Regions from separate parts of the Homo sapiens genome. Here region 2 is linked to region 1. A link is a loop called in an ENCODE intact Hi-C map of the cell type or tissue named here. Cell type or tissue: IMR-90. All regions are shown on one strand. Each heading gives the region's core, and the rest is flanking DNA. Links, peaks and the distances in the headings are about the cores only.

The links. Peaks named below come from ENCODE experiments on the same cell type or tissue, not always from the same donor. Only the 100,000 strongest peaks of a DNase experiment are listed, where the experiment ranks them.
Region 2: a loop joins it to region 1, with 6 times the contacts of the local background. A loop is called at or near these places in 1 of 110 quality-filtered maps.

The regions. Positions count from the first base shown.
Region 1 is chr9:17,460,797-17,466,197 of GRCh38, reverse strand. It overlaps CNTLN (centlein), which reads right to left. Exons shown (of 26, transcript NM_017738.4): 20 at 3,185-3,282; 21 at 1,575-1,701; 22 at 80-217. Among named protein-coding and RNA genes, the nearest start is that of SH3GL2, 120 kb to the left of the region's middle. In IMR-90, for the core only: a CTCF peak has its summit at 3,146 (motif pointing right); a DNase peak (open chromatin) is centred at 3,167.
Region 2 is chr9:16,530,001-16,535,401 of GRCh38, reverse strand. The region is part of intron 5 of BNC2 (basonuclin zinc finger protein 2); the gene reads left to right. Among named protein-coding and RNA genes, the nearest start is that of BNC2-AS1, 190 kb to the left of the region's middle. In IMR-90, for the core only: no CTCF peak of the experiment used is centred there; DNase peaks (open chromatin) are centred at 2,541 and 4,611; H3K27ac peaks cover 242 bases.

The DNA of each region.
Region 1 (5,401 bases), core at 299-5,298:
AAAAAGCAACAATGTTAAAAATGAAACAAACACGATTATATTCCATCTGTAATCTAAAATGCCCTTTTTAAAAGCATACCTTTTTTTCTAACTCCTCTTTAGATTTCTGATACATCTGTTCATACTGTGACTTTTCTTTTACAGCAACGTTAAGTCTTTGCTTTAGTGAATCAATTGATACCTTCTTGTTGGAACATTCTTCAGTTAATGTCTTTACCTACATTAAAAGCATAAAGGTAATTATTATTGTTGAAGGCATTCTAGTAATATACTGTGTTTGTTCCAACAGAAACTAAATGAGTGAATGAGTCTACTTCCATTTATTTTCTCATAACGCTATCAAATTCAAGTATTATACTTACAGAACTCATATTATGAATGAAAGTAACAATCCTTAAATCAGTAACAAAAACTAAAATTGCACACAAACTAAATGAATACTGGTATGTTTATTCTTGCACCCAATAACACAATATTAATGTTCACTACATATCCATTAATTACTAATCTAAACTTCCTAAGGCAGGAGATGATTGTTTTGACTCTGAAACAAGCCAAGTTAAAGGTAACTTTCCATTGTATTCTCTAAAATAACTATTACATACCTTTTTTTGGATGAAATAAAACAATAGGATATTTTATATATATATATAGCTTATTTATAAGATTATAATATGTGTATGTAACTCAAAGCATAACAGAAAAAATAGTTTTTCAGTTTAATGCCACTAAAGATATATGTTATTTATATAAAGATTCCAAGGCTATGTATGAAATTATTATTGAAGTTAAAAAATAGCAAAATTGAAAGGATAACATTGAAAAAGCCTATAGGAAGTGATTTTAACTTGCACAGATGTGTGGAAGAGAAGAGAAAGAAAATCCATATGGATTTGTCATGCTCATGTAAAAGTTTCTTTCTTAAATCAATTTGACCTAAGAGATACTTAAATTTTCATTTTCAACAAGGAAAGTAAAGGAGATGTTCTCTCAGGTGTGGATAACATTTAGTGAATGCCAAAGCACAGGGTGCTTTATGAGTTGTGAAAAAAGCACCTTCAAAAAAAAAAAAACAAAAAAAACCCTTCTACTTTGGGTCATATATTACGTAACTACTTTAACTACAACTCCCTTTGCATGTACAACTCCATTCCCATGTAAAATTCATTAAGGGTATCCAAGAAGAAAGTACATTTTTAAAGAACTTCTGATAGTTATAGGTAATCAAGTTTTCACTAAGAAATATAAGCTTGATTCTATCATAAATTACAGTTTTAAATAAAATACTGAATAAAATGTAATTATGTATCCTAGAAATATTGAGGATTTTTAATCTTCTCATGGGATATTTATAAATAGAAACAGAATGTGTGGCCATATTATGTATGAGGTTTTAGAGAATTGAATTTTAAAATAAATAATGTACTTTCAGAGCAAAGAGTGTTACTTTGTAACAGTAAATACATATCCTATCAATATTTTCTATACATTTATTAGGATTAAATGTTTGTGGTAAGAGAGTAATTACAACAGGAAGTGATATTTTTAGTGTCAGTAAAGATAAAAATTGATACCTTTTTATCAAGATTTTGTAACATTTCACTAAAACTCTTGTTACTTTCCAAATTTACTTTCTGTCGAAATTTCAAGTCCTCTATCAAATGTCTTTTCATAGTTATATCCCTCTCCATTCGAGATATCCTTGAAAAAAAAAAAGGTGACATCAAGAGTGACAGAAAATACCTTAACAGTGGTGATATCTTACATTTTATCCAATATTATACCTACTGTTACTTTTTAAATGCTACGTGATATTGACACTGTAAATCAGTAAAATGAATTGCACTGCATAAGATATTGTTCTTTTAATATTTTGAACACTTGTAAAATCTATAGTTGTGACTTGGTAATTATATAATTACATATATGTATTAAAACAAAATATATAAGAAATGAGAAAAATTAATAACACTTATGAAAACTTAGAACTATTTCATTTAAATTACATTTTTACATTGCTGTGAAAAATCAAAGTGATATATGAAGATAATCAAAAGCATAAAAATGATAAGAAAAAAATCTTATACTTCAATAAACAAATGCAAACTCTTGTAATGAAACTAAATTAGCCATAATATCTTCTAATTTAATATAATTTGAGATTCAATCCACACAGCTGTTTAGCATAAGTTGATGAACTATTAAGTATAAAATGGTAGATGCTGTGAGAACCACTGCTACTGCTGCTGCTGCTGCTGCTACTACTAAAACAAGAATGACAATAGCTAACATGTATCGAAGGCTTACAATGTTCCAGTCACTGTTATAAGTGCTTTACATGTATTAACTCATTTATTCCTCGTAAGAACCTAATTTAATATTATTAAATTTAGGCATAGGCCTAGTAGGTAGGGAAGCCAGGATTCAAAGAGTGTTAATCTAGAGCCCTGTTAAACAATAAGCAAGACTTACTCTTAATTGATAAATAAACTTCAAAATATTATCAGTTAAAAAATTAACCAAGCTTTTTGTCTAATGCTTTTATCTATTCATATCACTTTTAAGTGCTCTTCACTTATAATGAGGTCTACAGGTGTGTTTGTGAGATACATATATCTCAAATGTATCAGTGACAACTGGAATTCTATCTAAACATCTTACTATTTCTAAGCAATAGTGTAGCTTTGAAAGATACAGAAAGAAAATAATTTTGATTCAGTGGGATAGAGCATTTAAAATCTTTGTACTGATAAACACAAGAGTACAAACTTCCATAACCTCCAGTTATTTTAAACACAAACAAAACTTTCCTTTTTTTACCTTAGCTTTATAAGCTTAGGCATTAAATCCAATACAAATACTAATCATATATTTGGGGGGCCAAATAACCACCACGTTGTAAAGTTTTTCATTCATTGTCTCGAAGCCATTAATTTGTATTTATTCAAAATTAAATATGTTTAATAACGGAAATTTAACTTCATCATTATCTAATTTAAAAAAGTAAATAGCTTGCCATTAATCATGCTATACATAGTATTCCTTAAACTTTCATCTTAGGTAGGTTTAAATATGAACTAGGGAAGGAAAACGTAAACATTAGCAGTTTCTTGGAGCACGTTTAATAGAGCTGGTTGCCACTAGGTGGCACCAAATACAATGGATAGAAATACAAAAACCATACTTTTCATGCATTTCCTTTATGTGTTCTTCTTTTGCTAGGAGTTCAAATTTCAAAGTCTTCACATTTGATGACTGTTTAGTGAGTTCATTAGTAGCATTCTAGATTAAAAATAGAAATAAATTTAAATATACCTTACAACCTTGGTCTAAGGCAGCATAAAAATAAGTGCCATTCTAAAGAAGAATACCTCTACAATAATTATGGTAAACAATAATTAAAATGAATATTTTAATATTTTAAATGCTTTATTTTATATGCTGTAATAGAAATAATAATACTAAAACTTTTATATAACATGCCAAACTATAGAGGAACACAATCATTTAAGAATTGCAAAGAGTATGTATCCAAAATACATTTACAGGAAATATGAGTTGTCCTGGTATAATGTAAATATGTGAATAATTAAGAATTTTAATGATTTAAGAAGATCACTTAAAACAAATACTGGATTTACTAACATCTTAGACGAAATATGGTCACAAATGCTTTGCTGCTCATCAAGCAGGGGAATCCATTTCCTAACCCACTGAACGTAGTCTGGCTTGTGACTTGCTTTGTCGAAAAGAATGCAGCAGAAATGAATTGTGTAAATTTCAGTTCCCAGGCCTTAAAGCTTTGTGGCTTCTCTCTTTCCCTTCTTGGAATGCTGCTCCAGGATCACCTTGCTAGGAATACAGTTGATGTATCATGTGGAAGTGTACCAAGGTACTCCAGCTGACAGGTAGTAGACCAATTGTCCGATCTATGAGTGAGGCTATTTTGTATCTTCCAACTAGGGAAATCTTTGGTTTGAAAAAATCCAGGGATATGAGGTAGCCCAGAAGAGACCAGCAAAAGAACTTCCCAGTCAACCCACAAAATCTTAAGAAATAATAAACTGTTGTTTTAAGCCACGATGTTTCGGGATAGTTTGTTAGAGAATAATGGTAACTGATAGAAAACCTCATGAATACTCAATCCTTCTTTACTTGAAGTTATTAATAATGCTACTTATTACATTATTTGTAAATAATTATTAGTTTTTCAAAGCAAAACATGTTTGTTCTGTGGTATTTGTTGTCAGTAGAGCCTAGGAACCAGAGGTGGTAACTAGAGTGTTAGAACACCTTTCAATTTTGACTCTAGTTCCAACTAAATGTGTAATCTAAGACATCACTTAGTCTTTTTGGTATTTAGTTTTTCCACACTCAAGATAGTGTTGACATACTCACATTAATCCATTTGTTAAGTTTTAAAGGTATTAAATGAATATAAATATAATAAAATATAATAGCTTTTAAAATATTTGGAGTAGTTATTTAGCTAATATTTCTAAACTACAATAAATTTTTTCTATTAGAACTATTCCTAGGTTTGGATGTTTGACTCATGCTAAAAATAATTTGAATTTGAAAAGATTAAACTATTAATTACCCAAGGTAAATGTAATTCATCAGACTGACTTTAAATATCTCATGGGTATAACATACAAATAAAACATTTGAAATAATTTTAATTTTTACATGAAACATTAATTTTTCTTAAAAACCCAAAGCTACCTCAACATGGTAACTCTTTTGAATGTTATGTTTTGATCAAATGTGTGTGTAATGTAATCAAAATTTCTACCATATTTTGCACGTTTACAGTGATGTATTGTGTCTTATTTCCAGCACTGCCTGAATAACATGTTCCACACTAGTCACACTAGTCAATTTATCAAATAATTGAAGCGTTTGCTTCAATCATTAATTTTCAATTCTTTCTCTGATGATTGTTCATTCAGTTAGAAATACGGACACCCATGATTATGCTAAGCTAATAGTGATATGTTAATATAGTGATATCATATCATAAATATTATCACTATAAATTATATATGATATACTAATATGTATTATATTATCACTATACTATAATATAGTGATGGCTTTAGGGACTACTGTGATATAAACGTCTACTTATCGCTCCTCTAAATGGTCCCAGACTGTGCTTTTCTAATTTTGTATTTACCTTAACATTTTCATATTGCCTTTTTTTCTCTGTCAATCTTTTGTTTGTAATTTTTTGCTTCTGTGTCATTATTCCTGCCTAAAAACAATCATCCTACCCCTTAATACGCATACTTCTAGTGTGCTGCACTGAAGGTGTTTTCTGCTGAGAAGTAAAATAAACTTAGAATTGTATTTAAAATAAAAGATACAGGCAGTAAATAAAGCCTGACAGTATCTTCAA
Region 2 (5,401 bases), core at 123-5,122, 930 kb after region 1:
ACTATGTTTATAGTGAACATAGGACATTCATGCAACTTCCTAAACAATTTCTATTCCTCTGTCCAGAAGTATTAATATGAAAGAGATGGAATCTATGAAATTCCTTTTTTGAAACTGTTGCTTAAAAATTACGCCAGTGCTTTCTTTACCATCAGCCTTGCAAAGATGTGTAAATGACACCAAGTGTTTTCTCCCATCTTTTAAAAACATATGGGCAACGTTGCCATAAACAATAAACCCAAAAGTTTGGATTTCCTAGTTTCATTTCTCTGAACTGAGCAGCTACCTAGGATTTTTGGAAACTTAGTTTTATAGGTGATGAAGATTATTTTTATATGTAGAAATGTCAATTGTGACAAAAGTTAAAAATTTGGAAATCATTTTATTATCTACAGATCTACAGAAAAAAATAGGCAGATTTTTCTTTCCACCTAGATTTAATTTTAAGAATATGAATATTTGATTCATCCACATTTTCATCTTAACAGATACTGCTACATGTTTAACCAAAAGATTAGGATTTTTGAATGGTTTGCTATTTAGTTACGTTTCAGAGCCAAAGTATAAAAGTTTTGATTTTTTCTGCCATTTACTTTGTCATCTAGGTTAAACTCCTCCAAACTGTGAATGTTTTTTAAAGAAATCATATCTAGGTTATTTATGAAAATATACAAAAGCCATCTTCCTGCTGAGTAAATAGAAAACTAGTTTGTTCATGGTTTCTCTGTACTTCTTATAGATGGGTGGAGAATCATTTTTTTGTTAAAGAGTATACCTACCTACAAAAGACGATAAAGAGAGATACTTGGGGAGAAAGCAACTTAGTGCATTATTTGTTTCCAGAAGACAAACATGCAATTTATAATTTAAATTAAGATCAGGGTACATAAACTATTAAGTATGATAAATGACAATGTATTTCAATTTTATATTATGTCAGTTTAGAGAGACGGATTAAGGGAAAGGGTAATGAAGGAGGAAGAGAGACACAGATTTTTAGAAATGATTTTCTCATGATTTTTTATGATGTGGTTTTGCAACCATGGTACAAATCAGAATTAGGTTGCACAGTTAGATGTCCATTCCTGCATTACTATTGTGTGATTCTCTCCTTCACGGGCAGTCTTATTTACTGTAAAACTAAAACAGGGAGACTTCCACAATGTTAGATCGAGGAAGAAAACCATAATTGATAATGGTAAGAAAGCTTAACAGTGCCAAAACTAGTAATCCTCAAAATTGCATCTTCTAATATCACATCTAGAGCTCTTTGCATTGAGTAATATTTCTCTTTAAATCATAACAGTAGTAATTCATTCAGGATAGGACTATTTTAAAAAGCACTTACACCATTATTGGTTTAGCTGATGGTCACAAAGTCTACCAGTGTTAGGTAGACGTGGATGTTTTTAAAAACGAATTTTAGAAGTCAGACGTTTTTTGTAGTTACATTGAAATCTGCTGTATTACTACTAAGAATGATTGTCTTAAAAGTTGATTTTTAGATTATGTTTCTCTCTAATAAAATTCACTTCTATAAAATTTTGCCTGCTGCTATAGGAAGACCTATAAAAACATACATTTTAACTCAGAAATATTTTTCCTGCCTAATTATCTCCTTGTTGGCATTTGCTATTTAGTTACATTGTGCTTCCTTTTTATATGTGATTTACAAATAGCAGTAATGTTGAAAAATGTAATGTTTGTTTTAAGTTTATAAACGACAGATTGAAGTAATGAGTTTGTGGATGTACCATGAAATACAAATAGGCAGATTTTTCTTCCTACCTAGGTTTAGTTTTAAAAATATGAATATTTGATTCATCCTCATTTTCATCTTAACAGATACTGCCACATGTTTAACCAAAAGTAACTTATCCCTAAATTTTTCTTACATTTTAATATCTATAAGCTGTCTTATTTTTATTGGCTTTGATTCAGAATTATTTCTCTTTTATGCTTTATTCCTTATTTGTATTTTTATCATAGATCAAATGACAGTTTTCAACAACACACAGATTTGTAATGGCTAGAATCTCATTTACTAATTTATTATAAAAACAGAATAATCTAGGCATTAAAAACCTGTGTGCCTGATACTTAATCTTTGTGTTTGTTTCCAGAGGCATGCAGGGTGTTTCCTGTCCAAGACACAAACCATATATTTCATTTGTCATATCTAATGTTTTTCATATCCAGAAATCATGCTCCATGTTATGTTTTACAAGACTTCATAAAAATAAGTGATCCAAATAAAATTTATAGTTAATTTTTCTGTCATAGCAAAATTATCTCTTTCTCTTCTTTTTCCCACAAGGGTACAGATGGGATTATAAAGTTTAAATGAGTGTATATTTACAAATAAAGTCTTAAGTTTTGAAACTAGACAGTAATTTATTATTTAGACATTGCTAGCGTTGTGTTGGTAGCATTACAATAGCTTTCTAAATGAAAACAAACCAAGCAACCAGCCAACCCTGATTTGCAAGTGTTTGCTGATTTCTCTGGTGAAAATATCCCATGATGGCTGATTTCAGCCTGTCAACATGAGTCACTGAACATGGAGTTGGGAAGAGATGCTTAGTCACACATTATTATATGGTATTTCCACCATACCAGACGTAAGTAGAAGCAAGTAATCTTCAGAGCACAGATAATAGTAAAATGTAGTCAAATAATTATAAGAACATAGATAATAGTAAAATGTCAAATAATTAGAAGTGATGAATTTTGAGTACCTATTATCATTGTTTTTAATTTTTTTCATTGCATGTTTCTAAAATTTAATTTTTAATGTCGTCTGTTTGAACCACCAACTCCCAAAATTTCCGAATGTTTAGCAATCAGCTCTCATAGGCTGGCATGAGCCAGCCCTAGCACACTACTGCACAAAACCATTTCTGGTGAATAGGAAGATAGGTTGTGGTCAGTGTCTATTGTAGGAGAGGATGTCTTGTGTCTGCGTGCCCAGGGAGGAAAAGCAGCCATTTTCTGTTTCAGCTCACATTACTAAACACCACCTGGTCCCATAAATTTTGGTATTTATATTAATATAAGGCCTTGAATGAGAGCAAAATACCAGAGTCTTTTAATAAAAGGACAGGGAAAATAAATATTTTCATTACAAAGATTACAAAAATAAAGATTTTCATTGCAAAATTATTCTTATTTTTTTTTTTCTGTATGTCTCTTGGCTGTTGTATATCTCCCACTTGAATAATAAGCAGATCCTATAGTCAGTGCTTCCTAATGCCACTCCAGTATCAAGGATAAGCTACTTAAATAGTTTTACTCAACAGGATATATTGATAATTTATGTGTTAACAGAAAGTAGTAGCTGTGTTGTTACCAAAAAAAAAAGAACTTAAATCTTTAAAAATTTAATATGCGTTAGCAACTGAGATAACGAAATGAACAGTGTGGAGTTAAAGAATCTCATGCAACAAATGGCAGAATTTTAAGTGCATTTTGTCAAACTTCCCCATTTAAGAAGAGGGTGAGCTCCTTCCTATATTACTATTGGCAGCTTATCGGTGGTGTTAGTCAAGCATTTTGAATAAAATAATATGTTAAAAAATATAATTGATTTCTTTGGGGGAATACAGGAGATCTCTAGATAAATTCATTTAGATGGGTTGACAAAACTAATGGTGTGCATGATTAAGAAGAAAAATTTGACATATTCTGTGTATAACCCTTTGAGTATTAATTCTGACCAGATCACACTGTAAATAATGTTAACTGTCATAAAATAAACACAGCCGGAGTTTGCACCATATGTTTTATAATTATTTTGCAGCTTCTTTTTTTTTGTTTGTTTGTTTTTACTGAAAATGGAACCTACTGATAACTCTGTGAAGTTATGTTTACATAAAAGTAAATTATACTTGCACGTTAACAAACTTGGCTTCACAGACCAGTGTCTCTAGGTTTTTGTTTAAAAAAAAAATTAAATGAAAGAAAAACTTCTCCCTCTCTCGCTTGGTTTTTTGTTTTTTTTTTTCTTATTCCCTCAGAAACATCGTCTCAAACAGAAATCTGCTGTAGCATCTTGTCGCCGCTTTCTTGTTTTTGCACATGTGAAGGAGAAGCCTTTGGAATGCCACCCAGAGGAGGGAAAAGCCTAACCACTGAACTCACAGAGAGTGTTTGGTTTAAGTAGCCCTGGAGTGGCCTTTCAGACTGAGGCTACTGTGGTCTTCTAGTTTGTTTTTGTTTTCTACCTTCTTCCTTGCAAGTGTTTAACACTGCCAGAAATAAAGGCTCCCTTAGAACATTTAAGTAATTTTTAAAACTGTTATTATTTTCATAATCACCATCTCCTCTTGATCTCAGGGGAGGCTAGGCATCCTTGTTTATCTTTAATAGAGCCTTGGAAACTGATAGTGCCAATGGGAGGTGGGTGGCAAGTTTCGTAATATGCCTACCTCCTCCTGCCCCCTCCCGGCTCATTGCTAAATATGTCTCTTGGCAGATCTGACAATATCCATAATTATCAGGCACCGTGAGCCCTGCTGCAGAGCTGCTTGTGCATGACACCTGTCCAGCTCATGCTCTTCCCCTGCATCTCCTCATGCCTCGGCTTGCTGGCTGGCCGTGCGTCAGAGCAACAGTCTGCCGTTAGTGAACTCATTTCTCTTCTTGTCAGATTCTCAGACACCAGAAGTTCTGCCCACACAGCTTACAACATATACCATGGTTTGTGGTGCAATCTTTCACACAGTAGGCATTTCATAAACTTTTGTGAACAAATGCAAAAAGTTAATGCAGATATTTCTCTCAGCATTATGGTTTACATTCTCCCTCTATGAAGTGCTTTTCCCGCTCTTGACAGATTTCTCAGCATAATATCATGTTTTCCATAAAAGTGGATCTTGATCATCGCCCTCTCTCCTAGACAGAGAAAAGCCTTGTCAGTTTTTTTATGAGAGAGAAAATCCAGGGAACCCCAATTGGCTTTCATAGTGCTTAGCAATTCTCATGAAGGGGGTGAAATGTGGAGTAGAGAAATGTACAGTGATTTCTGGAACTTTTGTTCCAGAAGATGTTAATAAGGTGAAGTTGTTGTTAACTAAATTTTGCAGGTATAATAAAACTTGAAGATGAAGCTATATTCAGGGAGAAAATCTGCAAAGAGAGGAATTTCGTAAAGGGCAGGGTGAACAGTAATGCCGCTTCAGTAGTTCATGCCTGTGCATAGTCAACCTTAGAAAGGCTTTTTTAAAAAAAAAAACAAAAAACAAAAAACACTTCACTTTTTTGGCCAGGTGCGGTGGCTCATGCACTTTGGGAGGCCGAAGTAGGCAGACCACTTGAAGTCAGCAGTTCAAGACCAGACTGGCCAACATGATGAAAGTGAAACCCCATCTCTACTAAAAATACAAAAATTAGCTGGGCATGG